2 separate regions of the Mus musculus genome follow, and region 2 is linked to region 1. Evidence: chromatin loops called from intact Hi-C (ENCODE). Cell type or tissue: heart. All regions are shown on one strand.

Region 1 (8,000 bases):
AATTTCGAGACAGGGTTTCTCTGTGTAGCCCTGGTTGTCCTGGAACTCACTGTGTAGACCAGGCTGCCCTCAAACTCAGAAATCCACCTGCCTCTGCCTCCCAAGTGCTGGGATTAAAGGCGTGCGCCACCACGCCCGGCTGACTTGTTACAAACTTAATTTTCCTTTCTTTTATGGCATAAGAGGCTAAAGCTCTTCGGTTTATTTTTCACTAGCCAAAAAGAAGTTTGCTAGTTATCTTCAGCGGTATGGTTAGTTAACCAGCATGGCAATGATCTATTTCTCCTTTTAGTCCTGAAGTTTGGGGACCAAGCAAAGCTGAGGTCCCCAAACACCTGAGGTCTGTTCTCCATCAGCTGTCGTTCTCAAGTAGGACATACTGTGACTCAGAAATCAGAGAGGAAGCTGACCGTGTGCATCGGAGAAGCATCGTTCTCGAGGGGCAGTGGTGGACTGTGGGTCGGGGAAGCAGGGTCCTAGAGGTGCAGTGATGAACTGTGGGTAGTAGGTAGCCGTGGGCAGCTTCACTCACACCGGTTTGGTTTTATTAGCAGACAACATGACAACCATGTGGACTTCAAAGTCTTACATTTTATGCTGGGGAAAGGCTGTTGCCATTGTCCTTGTCACACTGCCTTATGGAAGCAGCCCAATTTGTGTCTTTACCTGGTTAGCTTCTCCACACTGTTCTCTCAGCAATGTCTCTGATGATGGACATTGTCAAGTGTCATACCGGGGTCTAGCAGCCATGGTGCCTATTTAACATATCAGAGTAGATCTGGCCTCCAGGTTTTCCCAGCATCCCTCAGTCCCTTCTGTTGGGGACTTGGGGGGGTGGCACATGACCTGCCCTTCAACAGAGGCTCTTCCATATATAACCCAGACATTTGGCTGCCCGCCCCTTTTGTATCTCTGACCTCTGGGCTGCTGTACTTGGTTCCCCTCTCTCCCTCCCCCACTCCTCTCCTACATGGTTCAGGCAGGGTCGGGATCACTCTGGACTCTCCCAGATGTAACTGCCTCTGGCTATGCTCTTCCACACATCTATAGTAAACTTTCTCCTCCGCCATGCCTAGTAACAGTCATGGCCTTTCCTTCTCTCCCTCTTTCTCTCTTTCTCTCTTTCTCTCCTTTCTTTCTTTCTTTCTTTCTTTCTTTCTTTCTTTCTTTCTTTCTTTCTTTCTTTCTTTCTTTCCTCCTTTCAGACATCAAGATTGTTTCTTTTATTTTTCACACTAATAGCAATAATGTTACTGTATAGACCTAATATCTGTTAGCCCTCACCCAGATTTGTATTGAAAGATCCTGGCAGAATGTAAAAGGACACAGAAGCCCTGAAATTGGCAAGATAGACGTCAGTGTTAGCAGAACTAGCTTCACTGATTTAGAAAAATAGAGGTGCACAATGCTCTGGCCACTCCTTGAACCTGTGTGTCTGCCAAAGTTCTGACCAGGTGTGTGCCCATTGCTGCACCTTCATTAGACTCTTTCCTTGTACCCCTCCCATACTCATTTCTTGAGAACAGACATTGTTTAGATCTGGGAAATCCCCTAATCTCCCCCTTCTCCTTTCCCCCCTGAGGGCCTATAAAAACTGGGAACTCTTTCCCCTCGAGGACGACTCCTCTACCCCTGCGTGGGATATGAGTCGTCCCCAGAGCTCTGGCTTTCCCCAAATAAAGCCTCATGTGGTTTGCAACAAGCTCGGTCTGTCGTGAGTTCTTGGGTGTCTGCTATTGTCCTGAGGCCTGAGCGAGGGGCTCCTCTCGGAGTCTTTCATTATGTCAAACCCCTAATTGACAAGGAAACAGTGACAAGAGTGGGTGGGCCTTTGGGAACATTAGTTCCTGAGGGTGAGCCCTCATGAGTGGAATAACCTTCTCTCTCTCTCTCTCTCTCTCTCTCTCTCTCTCTTTTTGAAACAGGGTTTCTCGTGTAGCCCTGGCTGGCCTCGAACTCAGAAATCCTTCTGCCTCTGCCTCACAAGTGTTGGGATTAAAGGCGTTTGCCACCACCACCCAGCACGGATAACATTCTCTTAAAAGAGGCTTGAGGGTAGGTGTGGCTCAGTGATAAAGCATGTCTTTAGCATATGCTCATGGGAAGCTAAAACATCGCCAAAGATGGAGCAGGACTGTTGTGGTAGTGTAGCTAAATTTGTCACCAGTGGTAGCGTCTGGGTTGGGTGTTTCCAGGCTTTTGGCCTCTTAGCTAAAGAACTAGAAGTGAGGGCTCACATAGATTTGCAAAAAAAGGCAAGATAATTTTATTTGGAGCAAAGAGATAATATAGGTCAAGGAAAGATATACAATCAAGACAGACGTGGAGCCCCGTGAGCAGGAGTATCCAGGGCTGTGTTATTGTTCCAGCCTTCTTTTTAGGTGGCTCAAGAGAATGAGGGATGGTTTCTAGGCTTCTCTATTTCAGTTGATAGTCTGGGTTATGTGTTCAGCCCTTCCCATAATACCTTTAATTGTAATCATATGCATGCCCAATTATGTGTGTTAGGGTGGGAAATGGGGGATTCTCTCTACTACAGAGCGCAGTTTTGCTCACTGCCTAAGCACTCAAAATCAGGTCAGGCCGGCTTAGCCCTTACATTCTTTATATTTGGATATTAGGGATATGCTTGAATAGAAGCTGCCTTACTTTGATCGTTGTAAGTGACGGGGGAACTCATACACTGTTCAGAGATGGGAGGAAGTGTATCTCTGACATAGGTGAGATTTTAAGGGGCTTCTGAAGATGCTAAGTGAGTTGTTTGGAGAGGGGTATGTGCACACAGGGAGAAGGAACTAGGCTGCTGCGTGTGTTACAACAAGGGAGGTGGAGTGTGCTGTATGCACGATCTCAAAGCGAATGGGGGCTCCAGGGTACTGAAGTCTTTCTTACACCTTCCTAACTCAGGTTTATTTCTCCCCAGAGCTCTCACTGGGGAGCCACTGAGCAATTCTGGAATTATCTCAGGTACAGACTAGTCTGGGTCCAATTAGTAGACAGAAGCCACATGATTTAAACAGGAAAAAAATAATACAAGGAACTAATGACTAAAATAAGAAATAAGAAAAAGGAGGAACTGGTAAGTAATAAATAGAGGGAACCCTTAAGGGTATATAATTGAAATTCTCAGAAAAAAAGATTAGAATATATTTTTAAAGAAGGTTGTAGTCCGGCAGTGGCGGTGTACGCCTTTAATCCCAGCACTTGGGAGGCAGAGGCAGGAGAATTTCTGAGTTGGAGACCAACCTGGTCTACAGAGTGAGTTCCAGGACAGCCAGGGCTACACAGAGAAACCCTGTCTTGAAAAAATCAAACAAACTAACTAACTAGCTAACTAACTAACAAACAAAAAGGAAGGTTGCAGGATACAACTGTAAGCCCTGCAGTTAGGAAAATAAAGCAGGAAGATTTTGAGTCTTAAAGCCCTCTTCCTCTCAAAAGAAAACAAGAAAAGCAACAGCTACTGCTTAGGGCTGAGAAAAACAACCCAAAGTAGATCCCCTCTGCCAGAGCAGAAACCTGGATCTGGGGAGGGCAGCCATGCTTCCCTGGGTGACAGAGAACTTGCTTTGACACTGTGCTATCTTGAGAGCCACTGAGAACGAGAGAGGCTCTGGCTACTGGCACTTCTGGCTGCTGTGCATTGCAAGAGGCAGCTTTTGTAAAATCTGGTATGGGGAATGCTGCATACGTAGCAGAGCTGGATATTATAGAACCAGCCTCCACTTCAGGAGCTGGAAAAGCCACCCAGTGGTGATGGAGAACTCGCTGGAGAAGAGGCCTTGAAGGACCCGCTAGATTGCAGGAACGCTTCAGCAAGAGCGTGCTTTTCTTCGTGTGGCGTCTCTTTATCGCCCTCTACTGACAAGTACAGTATAACGCTAGCTGACAAAGGAAAACGGGAGACCAGCTTCATTCAGTTTTGCCTAACGGTTAATGATGGGTGAATTTTGAACCTAAGAGGCAACAAACTGATAACTAGTATAAGCACTTCCCTTAGAGTACTCGCCTTCCGTGTGTTCCTCTCACACGTCCGAAGGTCTATGACTCCACCTAATAGGACACAGCCATTGCAGGAATGAAGATGCCCTCATCTTTTGCGAGAAGCTCTTTCCAAAACAAACAAGCAGTCCCAACAGCAATTGTATGTATTGCTAGCTATATTAATTAGTCACTGTCCCACCGGTTATTTAAAATCTAAACTAAAGCCAGGCACGGAGATGCAAATCTGGAATCCCAGCATCTCAGAGATAAAGGAAGCATCAGGAGTTCAAGGCAGCTACGTAGTGAGTTCAAGGCCAGTGTGAGCTACATTAAGACCCTGTTTCAACCCCTCCCCCAACCCTACCCACAAAGGACTAAATTTTTGTTTTGTTTTGTTTTTCGAGACAGGGTTTCTCTGTGTAGCCCTGGCTGTTCTGGAACTCACTCTGTAGACCAGGCTGGCCCCAAACTCAGAAATCTGCCTGCCTCTGCCTCCCAAGTGCTAGGATTAAAAGATGTGTCCCCATGGTTGGAACCTGGTTGGAACTCTTTAATTGATGAACAGACTCAAACCTCAATTCCCCAAACTCTGAATACCCAGTAGTCCTGCTTTTCAATACACATACATACACACACACACACACACACACACACACAAACATACACACATACACACATACATACATATGGAGAACCTTTTGGGGTACCGCTTGGCAGGAATCTGACATTAGGCCATGACAAAGAAGTAAGTCCAGACAGGGACCTGACATTGGCCAAGGACAAGGCAGTAAGAATCTGGTTTTAGAGTAGAACAAAGAAGTAGGCTCAGATATCTTGATCATCCTTAGAAACAGTGATCACCGGAGTGATCATGGGGCTTTGTGTTTATTGGCTTGCTTGTTCCTTGACTATTGTCTTGCTTGAGCCCTCTTTGTACTACTTGCCCTGAATACGTGCATGTAATTAAAAAGGTATAAAACATGGATTGGGAAAATTAAATTTGCCTTCAGTCTCAGAGTTGACTGGGGTCATGCTACAATGTTGTCTAACTATCTTTCTTCTTTTTAATCCTCACTCCTGAGCTGGAAAACCTGTTGACTGACTGAGTGGGCTTGGTCACATACATACATACATACATACATACATACATAATGTTAAGCTATAGGTGTTTTGTCTATATGTACGGCTGTGTACCACATACCTGCAGTTCCCAAACCTGCCAGAAGAGGGCACTGGATCCCCTGGAACTGGAGTTAGAGACAGTTGTGAGCTACCTTGTAGATGTTGGCGGTTAAACCTGATCCTCTGGAAGAACAATCAGTGCTCTTAATGGCTAAGCCGTGTATCCAGCCTTGGCTCTGCCATTTTTGGTTGCTAAGTTTCTATTAACATTTTCAGCGGTCATGGAAATATTGAGTGCTGTACCCAAGAGTCCCTAATTCCAGAGATCATGATCTTTGCCCCTGCTGTGAGAAACACTAAATTCCCCTTTGAATTAGGGATCAGTCACTCCAGCCAAGAAAGAAATGCCTTTCAGTGGCAAAATGGCCTTGTGACAGCCTGACCTTTCAATCCAATGGAGTCATCACTAGACTCCCTTTGAGATTAAGATCTCTAGGCCAGCAGATTTCAAATTTACTGGAAAGTAAAGCAAAAACGGGGCTGGAGAGATGGCTCAGCACTGACTGCTCTTCCACAGGTCCTGAGTTCAATTCCCAGCAACCACATGGTGGCTCATAACCGTCTCTTATAGGATCTGATGCCCTCTTCTGGTGTGTCTGAAGACAGCAACAGTGACAGTGTACTCACACATATAAAATAAATAAATCTTGAAAGAAAGAAAGAAAGAGAGAAGGAAAGAAAAGCAAAAATGATTTCAGAGAGTTAATAGGTGTGATGGGGAGAAACTGCTTCCACTTACTGATTGGCAGAGTGATTCGAGGGAAACCGGCACCAGTAACAATCCCTAATTCCAAAGACACACTGTATCTATGGCACAGTCTTTGAAACATTATAGTGCATTTGCAGTAAACCTCTCCAAGTTTCAGTTAGGTCATCTGCCTCATGGAGATATGTCATAACACCAGGGAATTCCCTGGGCACTCCCCATTGAGCTTGCCTTCCTGGGAAATGACTTCCTAATTAGATGCAATGATTTGAGGATGTCTGATTTGGCTTAATACATTGCTCTGTAAACCCCCAGATATGTTATGGTGCTGGTAGACTGTGTTGTGAATTATAAAAGACAAATATCTCCTTATGGCAAGAAAAAAATGATGAGATAGAATGAAAGGCTACAATGAACCTGTGGTATTAGATTAGAATTCAGATTATTTAAGGAACTCGAGGTACATATATACATGCAAAGAGAAGTAGATAAATTATGTACATGTAAATAAATACATATATGCATACATTAACAGACATAAATATATATCCTGTAATATACCCTGAGAAGGCCTAGGAGTGGTGAGATTTCTAGTAGCAAGGCATACAGCTAGAACATAGTGTATAAGTGTGAGACTCAATACAGGAGTCATAGATTCTTGGAGAAATGGTTTATTCAAGAGCTAGGCAGGGAAAATACAAAGACTGAAAGACATGGATAAATCGGAGAAGTCTGAAGAGATGGTGATTGAACACAAGGTGGTATTCTGGACTGGGCGTGCATTTCAATGCTCTGGTCCCCGGTTGGAAACCTTCAGCCCACTTTAGACAATGCGCTTTGAGGCTAGTCCTCAAAACATCTAATGTGCACTCTTCAAAAAACCCTTAAGGTCGCCAAACAGAAAGTCTGAGAAACAGTCACAACAAGGAGCAGCCTAATAAAGTCAGATAACTAAATGTACTGTGGAGTCTTGATTGTGAAACAGAAAGTAGCCTCACTTAAAAACTTGGAAAGCTGGCACGGGGGAGACAGTTTAGTGAGTAAATGTGCCCTCCATCCTTTGTGATGGACATTCGTGATGGATGGAAGAACTGACTCCAGAGGGTTTGCCTCTGATCTACACACACACACACACACACACACACACACACACGAGGGGGGCAGGTGTTTGAAAGCACATGAATTCATCAATTCTAGGACCTATGGGGTTCGGTAGAATACATATCTAGCCTAATGTTTGAGGCCCTGGGTTCCATCTTTTCGGCACTGAAAAACCAAACACAACAAATAAACAAAACAACAGAGCAAATATGTCATAGCAATATCAACAATAGAGGCCAGGATGAAACACGGGGTTCATTCTTAGAGGTTTCGTAGCTTATCTCTACCAGGCAGCCCGGAGCTTCATACCCAGCACTGGAGGTGGGGATCTTATAGGGAAAACTGGGTATGAAGTATACTGGAATTCATTCAATACTATACTTTTTATGTTTTCATAGATAAACAGATAGATAGGCAGATAGATAGATAGATAGATAGATAGATAGATAGATAGATAGATAGATAGATAGATAGATAGGTAATGTCTGGTGTGTGCATATGTGCTTGTGTGTGCAGATGCTCTTTTGTAAACCAAAGATCAATGTCTGGTGTCTTTCCTCATTAAACTTGATCTTTCTCTGTTGGTGGTGGTGATTTTTTTTTGTTGTTTTTTGTTTTTTGTTTTGGTTTTTTGAGACAGGGTTTCTCTGTGTAGCCTTGGCTGTCCTGGAACTCACTCTGTAGACCAGGCTGGCCTTGAACTCAGAAATCCTCCTGCCTCTGGCTCCCGAGTGCTGAGATTAAAGGCGTGCACCACCACGTCCAGCTTTTGGTTTGTTTTCTAGACAGTGTTTCTCTGTGTAGCCCTGGCAGTCCTGGAACTTGCTCTGTAAACCAGGCTAGCCTCAAGCTCACAGAGACCTGCCTGGTTCTGCCTCCACGTATTGGGATCACCACCACTGCTCTGCTTACTCTAGATTTTTTTTACTTTCTTTTTTACTGAAACAGCCGGAACAATGATGACGCTCTAAAATCTGTGGATAACTATGTCATATATTGCATTAAGGTTCTGGCTTCAACAATTGTA
Region 2 (8,000 bases), 540 kb before region 1:
AAAGGGGAAGGGGAAGGGGAAGGGGAAGGGGAAGGGGAAGGGGAAGCGGAAGCGGAAGGGGAAGCGGAAGGGGAAGGGGGAGGGTAAGGGAAAGGGAAAGGGGAAGGGGAAGGGAAAGGGAAAGGGAAAGGGAAAGGGAAAGGGAAAGGGAAAGGGAAAGGGAAAGGGAAAGGGAAAGGGAAAGGGAAAGGGAAAGGGAAAGGGAAAGGAAAGGAAAGGGGTTCTGAAAATCAGTAAGAAAACGAATGGTATCACTCACCCTTGGTCTGCCTACCCTCCAGAACAGCAGAAATCTGGACAGCACCAGTATGCATTCCCAGAATGGAACCTTGCTTGGTACCTGACTCCGGAGGGAGCAGATCAGACCGTAATCACAGATTACTGTGTATTTTAACCTCTCCGAAAGTGACATGAAGGACTAATGCAGAACTCACCTAAGTTAGAAAAGTAACTAACTTTTACTGTTTAAAAAGTGTGATTTGCCTATCACAAGCAGTGCCACGTAAGAAAAGTAATCAATGCTACATGCCACCTCAGAAGACATAAGTCAGCCAACGTTATGCACTAATAGAAAGGGAGAACCTCACAGCCGTCTCAATCTACGCAGAAAAGGCATTTGAAGGAGCACAGCACCTCTGCTTGTAAACACTCAGAGGAGGGTGGAATCAGCAGGCAGCTTCCTAACACAAAAACTCAACAACGAACCTTCAGACACAGAACAGCAACCTAACGTCAGGGTAAAACTGCAGATTAAAGCCATTTGTGTGCGACTTGGTGTCCGAAGAGAGCCAGTATAATAAAAGCAAACACTATCACAATGAAGGAAAGAGCAATGGGAAATAGTAAAGAGAGACAGCTGAAAGGAGCTGAGAAACTGAGATGTGGAGACACAAAGAACAAGGGGTGTGCCAGTGGGGGTGGGGGTGCACACGGGCCTCAAGGGTGCGGCAGACAGCCCTGGTGAGGCAGAAGACAGTGATCCTCCCAAAGAACAAGCCTACAGCCCTCACAGCCCCAGGTCCAGGGTTTGGGGCACTTCAGAGCTGCCCAATTGTGTCCCTGGCTGTGTCTCTCCGGGGCTGCTTGGCCTGTGCCACCTTGAGAGAATCCATTCTCTAAAGCTGAGTTACCCTGGATGGCCTGAGAAGTACCAAGCATAAAGAGCAGGGTTGAAGTCAACCTCACAGCCCCAGGGTAAGACAAACAGCAGTGTCAGAGTGCAGGCTGGGCCTTCAGGCAACAGGAGGCTCCGCTCAGGCAGTGATCAGACAGGGTGAAGTGATCCGTCACAGATGGTTAGGGGCTGACCTTAATCATCTTCCATGCCTCCAATCGCTGCCTGGAGCCAGGGACTCAACTTCTGGAACCACCCACCTGCCAAGAGGCTCATTGCTATAGAGCACAAGTTCTTAAACTGTGAGTTGTGATCCCCATGGCAACAGTTAAGGCTTTCTGAAAGTGCAACAACCAAAAATTAACTTTGAAAAACAACTATGAATGAATCTGGAGTATTTCTGGCAGCACGTGCTCCCACAGCACATGACTTCATGGCAGTCCTGGTTCTTTGTGCTGACATGCCATCACAACATGCAAAGCGATTATACCCTGCTGGGAACACTTGGCTTGTGCTCAGGACCAGTGTAGGAGCTTCACATACAAATAGCTCGCCCTCAGCTGGGCAGTGGTGGCGCACGCCTTTAATCCCAGCACTTTGGGAGGCAGAGGCAGGTGGATTTCTGAGTTCGAGGCCAGCCTGGTCTACAGAGTGAGTTCCAGGACAGCCAGGGCTATACAGAGAAACCCTGTCTTGAAAAAAACAAAAACAAACAAAAACCCAAATAGCTCGCCCTCATAGAAACACAATTGTTTAATTACAGAAAACAAAGACCTTTAAGTATTTTACTACTGCTATTTCTTAACATGGAAGCATCAAATTTGGATATCTCTGGAGTATATTAGGTTAAAAAGTTTGATTTTAAAAGCCTTTGTTTGTACTTCTGATTTCAAATTCACAAAAATATGTTATTTTGCCTTGGGAGTAGGACAAAACTTTCTGAATGATTTATGAAATAACCTCAAACATATTTCTGCCATTTTGTCCTATATATTTATAAGTGGTATTCTATTCATGATTATAAAATCAAAATACCGAACCATTCTGTAAAAAAATCTTGAAGATTTTGTAAGTGTTATCAAATGTTCAGACATAATACATAAAAATAAACAACCATAGCTGTGCTATTATATAATTCTGCTTTCAACCAATAAATATCAAAATTATATATATCTATATTATATATATCACAGACTTATTTTAAATTATTTTTATTATTTATTCCAAGTAAATGTTTGATTTACATATTGATTCTAGATGCTTACATACCCATAGTCACATACAAATTTCTCAAGTGACAAAGAATCGGGTGTGGAAAAACTGTAAGAAGCAGACATTAAACACTCTGCAACTACAGTGGGCCACTGTACATCCACAGGCTTCCTCAAACAGAACCTGGTCACAGTTAACATTACAGTCTGGGGGCTGTCGAGAGTTCTAGTTTAGATCTTAGATCCCCAGGCAGTTTATGCTTCAGGAAGGGGTTGTGCCCCCAGTGCACTGGGAGTCACTGAGCTTTAAGAGATTTAATTATTGTACTGTTGAGACGACCTCACCAGATAGCTTTAGCTGGCCTCAAGTTCACTTAGGTCCAACTGCCTGTGCTTCCCAAATGCTGGAATCAAAAGCACAGCCACTACACCCAACACTATTTAACAGATGGGTTCTTTTAAGATTTGTTTTTATTTTTCATAATAATTTTTATGTTTTAATTGGTAATATATTTACATCATTTCACCCTTCCCCTACCTCCTTCCCCCTTGCTTTCTAATTTATGGCTTTTTTCTTTAATTGGTGGCAGTGGTGGTGGTATGTGTGTATTAATTAGCATATAAATACAACATGTTCTATCCATATAATATTACTTGTATGTATATGATTTCAGAGGTGACCACTTGGGTACTGGATCACCAAACTGCATCTCTTCTTTAAGGAAGATTATTTCTCCTGCTTTTAGTACTCCTTAGTTGCCTATAGTTTCTTGTCTATAGTTGAGGTTCCTTGAGCTCTCCCCTTCCATGTTAGCATGTCTAGTGGTATCATTGTTGTTCAGGTTTTGTTTGGGCAGCCACTATGAGACCTATGTACCAGAACAATGGTCAGCATGGCATGATAACCCTAAAAGTTGCTGCAAGAGAAGTATACCACTTGGTGGTATCCAACAGCTCTCTAAATGCACTTAAGAACTGCTCAATGAGGCTGGAGAGATGGCTCAGTGGTTAAGAGCACTGACTGCTCTTCTAGAGGTCCTGAGTTCAATTCCCAGCAACCACATGATGGCTCACAACCATCTGTAATGGGATCTTTTGCCCTCTTCTGGTGTGTCTGAAGACAGCAACAGTGTATTCATAAGCATTAAATAAATAAATAAATCTTTTTAAAATTGTTTAAATAAAGAAAGAAAGAAATGCCGACCTGCTCGACAAGAAGGAAACCCTGGCAGATACTAGAAACCTAGCTAACTACCAAGGCAGGGATAGTCAAGTGGATCTTGGGAGAGAACCTACAATTACCACTTCACTAAATCAGCCTAATCCCCAACAAAACTCTAAATATTTATCCTTATAACCATAAGTGTAGTTTATGAACCTCATCAAAAAAAATTCTCTTTGTAACAGACAGAGACCATTCCAGAAAACCTCAAGTACAGAGAACAAGAGATCATGTGGTGCCCAGATCCAACTGATACATCTATAATACAATTCTTCCACTCAAGGCTCAGTGATCATAGTAGAAGAGAGGGTGTAACGACTATAAAAACCAGGCGAACCTTCAGTTAACTGTGAGAATGTATCTCCTAGAACTATCAGAGCAGCTATACCCACGAAGCTCTTTAGCAGACTGTCAAAGCACAGTAACAAGTCCTCAAGTGCTGCTCTTGCTCCCTCCCCAGACTTCCAGTGCACTGGGGGCACAACCCATTCCTGAAGCATAAACTGACTGGGGATCTAAACTAGAACTCTTGACAACCCACAGACTGTAATGTTAACTGTGACCAGCAGAGGCCACTGGTATACAACGAACCAAAGGTGAAATGGTGAAGGCAGCACTGGCAGACCACAGTTTGGAGCCTGAGCAAGTCCACATAGAGCCAGCAGGGAAGGCACCAGCCAGGCAGACTAGTTAACCAGTGAGCTCCTGGTTCAGTGAAAGACCCCATCTTAAAGAACAAAAGTTGAGTGAGGATAACTTAGTGAATATATAGGTGCTTGCCACCAATCCTGAAGGTCTATTCCCAGGCCTACATGGTAGGAACCAACTCCAACAAACTGTCCTCTGGCCTCCATATGTATCTCACAGCTTCTATCTACACAAACACACATACACACACACACACACACACACACCCACACACACACATACACACACACTGAGAGAGAGAGAGAGAGAATAAAGTGCAATTTAAAAATCATTTTTAGATTTTTATGTGTACATCACATGGGTATTTAGTGCCCAATAAGTCAAAAGAAGATATCAGATCCCCTGAAACTGGAGTTATGACAGTTGTGAACCTGATCCTCTGAAAAAGCAACAAGTGCTCTAAATTGGTGAGCCATCTCTCTAATCCTCACGTTTAAAAAAGAAAATTAAAGAAATAAAACTAAATAAAAGTAGAGAAAGATACAGGAAGAGAGCCAACATTGAACTGACTTCTGGACATATGCTATGGCATAGCCAAACATTCATACATCATGCACACATACAATAATAAATAAATGGGATGCGTGATAAAGGAAGGCAATGCACACACACATGCATCTCTCTCTCACACACACACACACACGTATGCATCACACACACATACATATATACACATGCATCTCTCTCACACACACACATGCATCTCTCACACACATGCATCTCACACACTCATACACATTTACTTACTTATGTAAGACTAATAATCCCCCTAACCAAACTGATAAAAGAGAAAACTAACAAAATTAAAGATGAAAAGAGGGATGAAATCTACAAACTCTACAGAGAAAGCTACGGAGGTGTTTCAGTCACTAACACGCCTGCCACGTAGCAAGCATGAGGGCCTGACTTTGGATCTCCAACATCAGGGCTACACTGGTGTAGCCATGCATGCCTAAAACCTTAATGCTGGAGGAAAAAGGACAGAGGGTTCCTGGGACTTGCTGGCCATCAGCATATCCAGATTAATTAACTAATTAATTAATTAGTGAACTCTGCCAAGGAGAGATTTATTTCAAATGATTAAGGCAGAAGTGACAGAAAACACCAACATCCTACCCTGGCTATAACAAATAACAGATTGAAGAAATAACAGTCTCTCAACAACAACAAAAGTCCAGGATGGTACAGATTCACTGCTGGATGCTACTGGACCATTAAAGACCTGACATCAATGTTCCTTATCCTATTCCATAAAATACAACAGGAAAGGGAAAGGATACTACAAACTCCATCTATAAAGCTATTAGTACCTCAATACCAAAAACCAGACAAAGACACACAAAGACACACACACACAGAGAGACAGAGACAGACAGACAGACAGAGAGAGAAGAAAACCACAGACTAAACTCCCAGAAACATGGATGTAACAATTCTCAATAAAGAGCAGTAGTAAAATGGCTCAGCAAGTAAAGATGCTCTCCAGGGAATGGAGAGCCGGCTCAGCAATTAAAGAGTACTAGATACTCTTTAGAGGACCTGGGTTTTAATTTCCAGGACCCACACCACAGCTCTCAACCATCTGTAACCCCAGCTCTAGGATATTTGAAACCCTCTGCTAGCTTCCTCAGGCACAAAGTATGTACATGGTGCACAGACTTACACGCAGGCAACACACCCATATGAATTAAAAAATAAAATAATTTTTAAATATTTAAAGTACAGATGGAGAGATGGCTCAGCAGTTAAGGGCACTGGCTATTCTTCCAGAGGACCTGGGTTTAAATTCCAGCACCCTCACAGCAGCTCACAACTGTCTGTAACGCTAGCTCCAGGGGTTCTGGTACTCTTACACGGACATACCTACAGTCAAAGCATCAATGCACATGAAATAAAAATTAAAAAAAAAAAATAGTACTTTCCACCAGCCTGAAATCTGAGTTTGATTCCCAGAACAGACAAAAAGGTGGAAAAGAACCAACTCCACATACAGATCATGGCAGGCATGTACTCACACACACATGTACTATAAATCATGGCAGGCATGTACTCACACACACATGTACTATAAATAAAAAGCCTAAATATTCAATAAAATAATTACAAACTAAATTCAAGAACACATTTCAAAGGTCATATACCAAGACCAAATGGAGTTTATTTCTCGGATGACAGGATGGGTCAACACACACAAATCAATATTAATCTAGCTCATGATCTCAAAATTTAAAAAACAAAAATCACATAACAATAGATCCTCAAAAGGCCTTTGACAAAGTTCAACATCCCTTTACGGTAAAAGCCGCAGTACTAGGAGTACTATATCTCAACATAATAAACGCTCCCATCTTAACCACGTAACCAACACTGTTACAGGAGAAAAGTGAGAGCATTTGCTTGAAATGAAAATTAGATAAGAGTACTCACTCTCTCTATACCTGTTAAAACAGCTCTTAAAGTCTTCAAGAGCTAAGAAAAGAAGGCAAACTATCCCTGTTTGCAGATATTATGACCTTAAACTTAAGTATCTCCAGACTCCATCAGAAAACTCGAAGATCTTAAACAATTTCAGCAAAGTAACATGATATAAAATTAGCACAAAGGCCAGCCACTTTTCTATGTACTTGTAACAAACTTGCTGAGAAAGAAATCAGAGGGAAAAATCCACACAACATCTTCCCACTGAATAAAGTACCTAAGGATAAGCCTAGCCACAGAAGTAAAAGAACTGCAGTAAAAACTGCGAAACACTGTAAGAGGCCAGAGAGAAGCCTCCATGGTTAAGAATGCAACCCACTCTTGCAGAGGACCCAAGTTAGGTTCCCAGAGCTAACAGGCAGTTCACAACCTCCTCTAACTCCAGCGCCGGGGAATGCAATATCCTCTTCTGGTCTCTCAGAACACTACACAGAGGCACAAATCCACACATAAGCAGATATATGTATGTTAAAAACACTAAAGAAATTGAAGAAGAAAATGGAATATGGAAAGATTTCTCAAACTCAGATTCATAAAAAAATACTGGCTTCATTAATGAACATAATCTATATGCCAGTGTAATCAAAACCAAAATTTTAATGGTATTCTAAATAGAACTTGAAAACAAAAAATTTCTGAAGCTCACATTTAAGTACAAATGTTCCTGAACAGACAAAACAATCCTATGAAGAAAGCAATGCTGCACTTATCCCAATACTTGACCTCAATTATATTACAAAGACCCAATAACAAAAATAGCACCACACTAGAAAAAGATAGTCACATGGACTAACGGAACAGAAGAGAGGAGCCAGAAATAAGCCCAAGCATCTACAGCCAACTACATTTTAACAAAGGTGTCAAAGAAAGCTTTGGAGAAAAGACAGTCTCTTCAGCACTTGGTGCTGGGATAACTGGATCTCCATCTATACAAGAATACAACTAGATACCTGTCCTCTCACCTTTATACCTTTAAGACCTTACCTCAATGACTCTAATATAGTAACTAAAACTTTAAACACTTTAAAATAAAGGGTTTGCTGTTTATCGTTTCTTTTCAGAGAGCCCATTATCAATTCTTGCTGTTACTTGAACTATTAGAGGCCTTTCATTCCTAGCCTGTGCCTACAATTTAAAGTGTTTCTATTTGTTTTCCTCTGCAGCTTAGATACACAACCAAGAAATAAACAGACAGCCGGAGAGATTGTTCAGCAGTTAAGAACACTGGTTGCTTACAGAAGACTCAAGTTCTGTTCCCATCACTCAC

The links. Peaks named below come from ENCODE experiments on the same cell type or tissue, not always from the same donor. Only the 100,000 strongest peaks of a DNase experiment are listed, where the experiment ranks them.
Region 2: a loop joins it to region 1, with 4 times the contacts of the local background. A loop is called at or near these places in 8 of 42 quality-filtered maps.

Annotation. Positions count from the first base shown.
Region 1 is chr14:27,026,120-27,034,119 of GRCm38, forward strand. No RefSeq gene overlaps it. Among named protein-coding and RNA genes, the nearest start is that of Il17rd, 8.9 kb to the right of the region's middle. In heart, CTCF peaks have their summits at 3,854 (motif pointing left) and 5,203 (motif pointing right); no DNase peak of the experiment used is centred here; H3K4me3 peaks cover 329 bases; H3K27ac peaks cover 433 bases.
Region 2 is chr14:26,487,214-26,495,213 of GRCm38, forward strand. All of the region lies in intron 1 of Slmap (sarcolemma associated protein), which reads right to left. Among named protein-coding and RNA genes, the nearest start is that of Gm24031, 6.4 kb to the right of the region's middle. In heart, a CTCF peak has its summit at 4,108 (motif pointing right); a DNase peak (open chromatin) is centred at 4,138.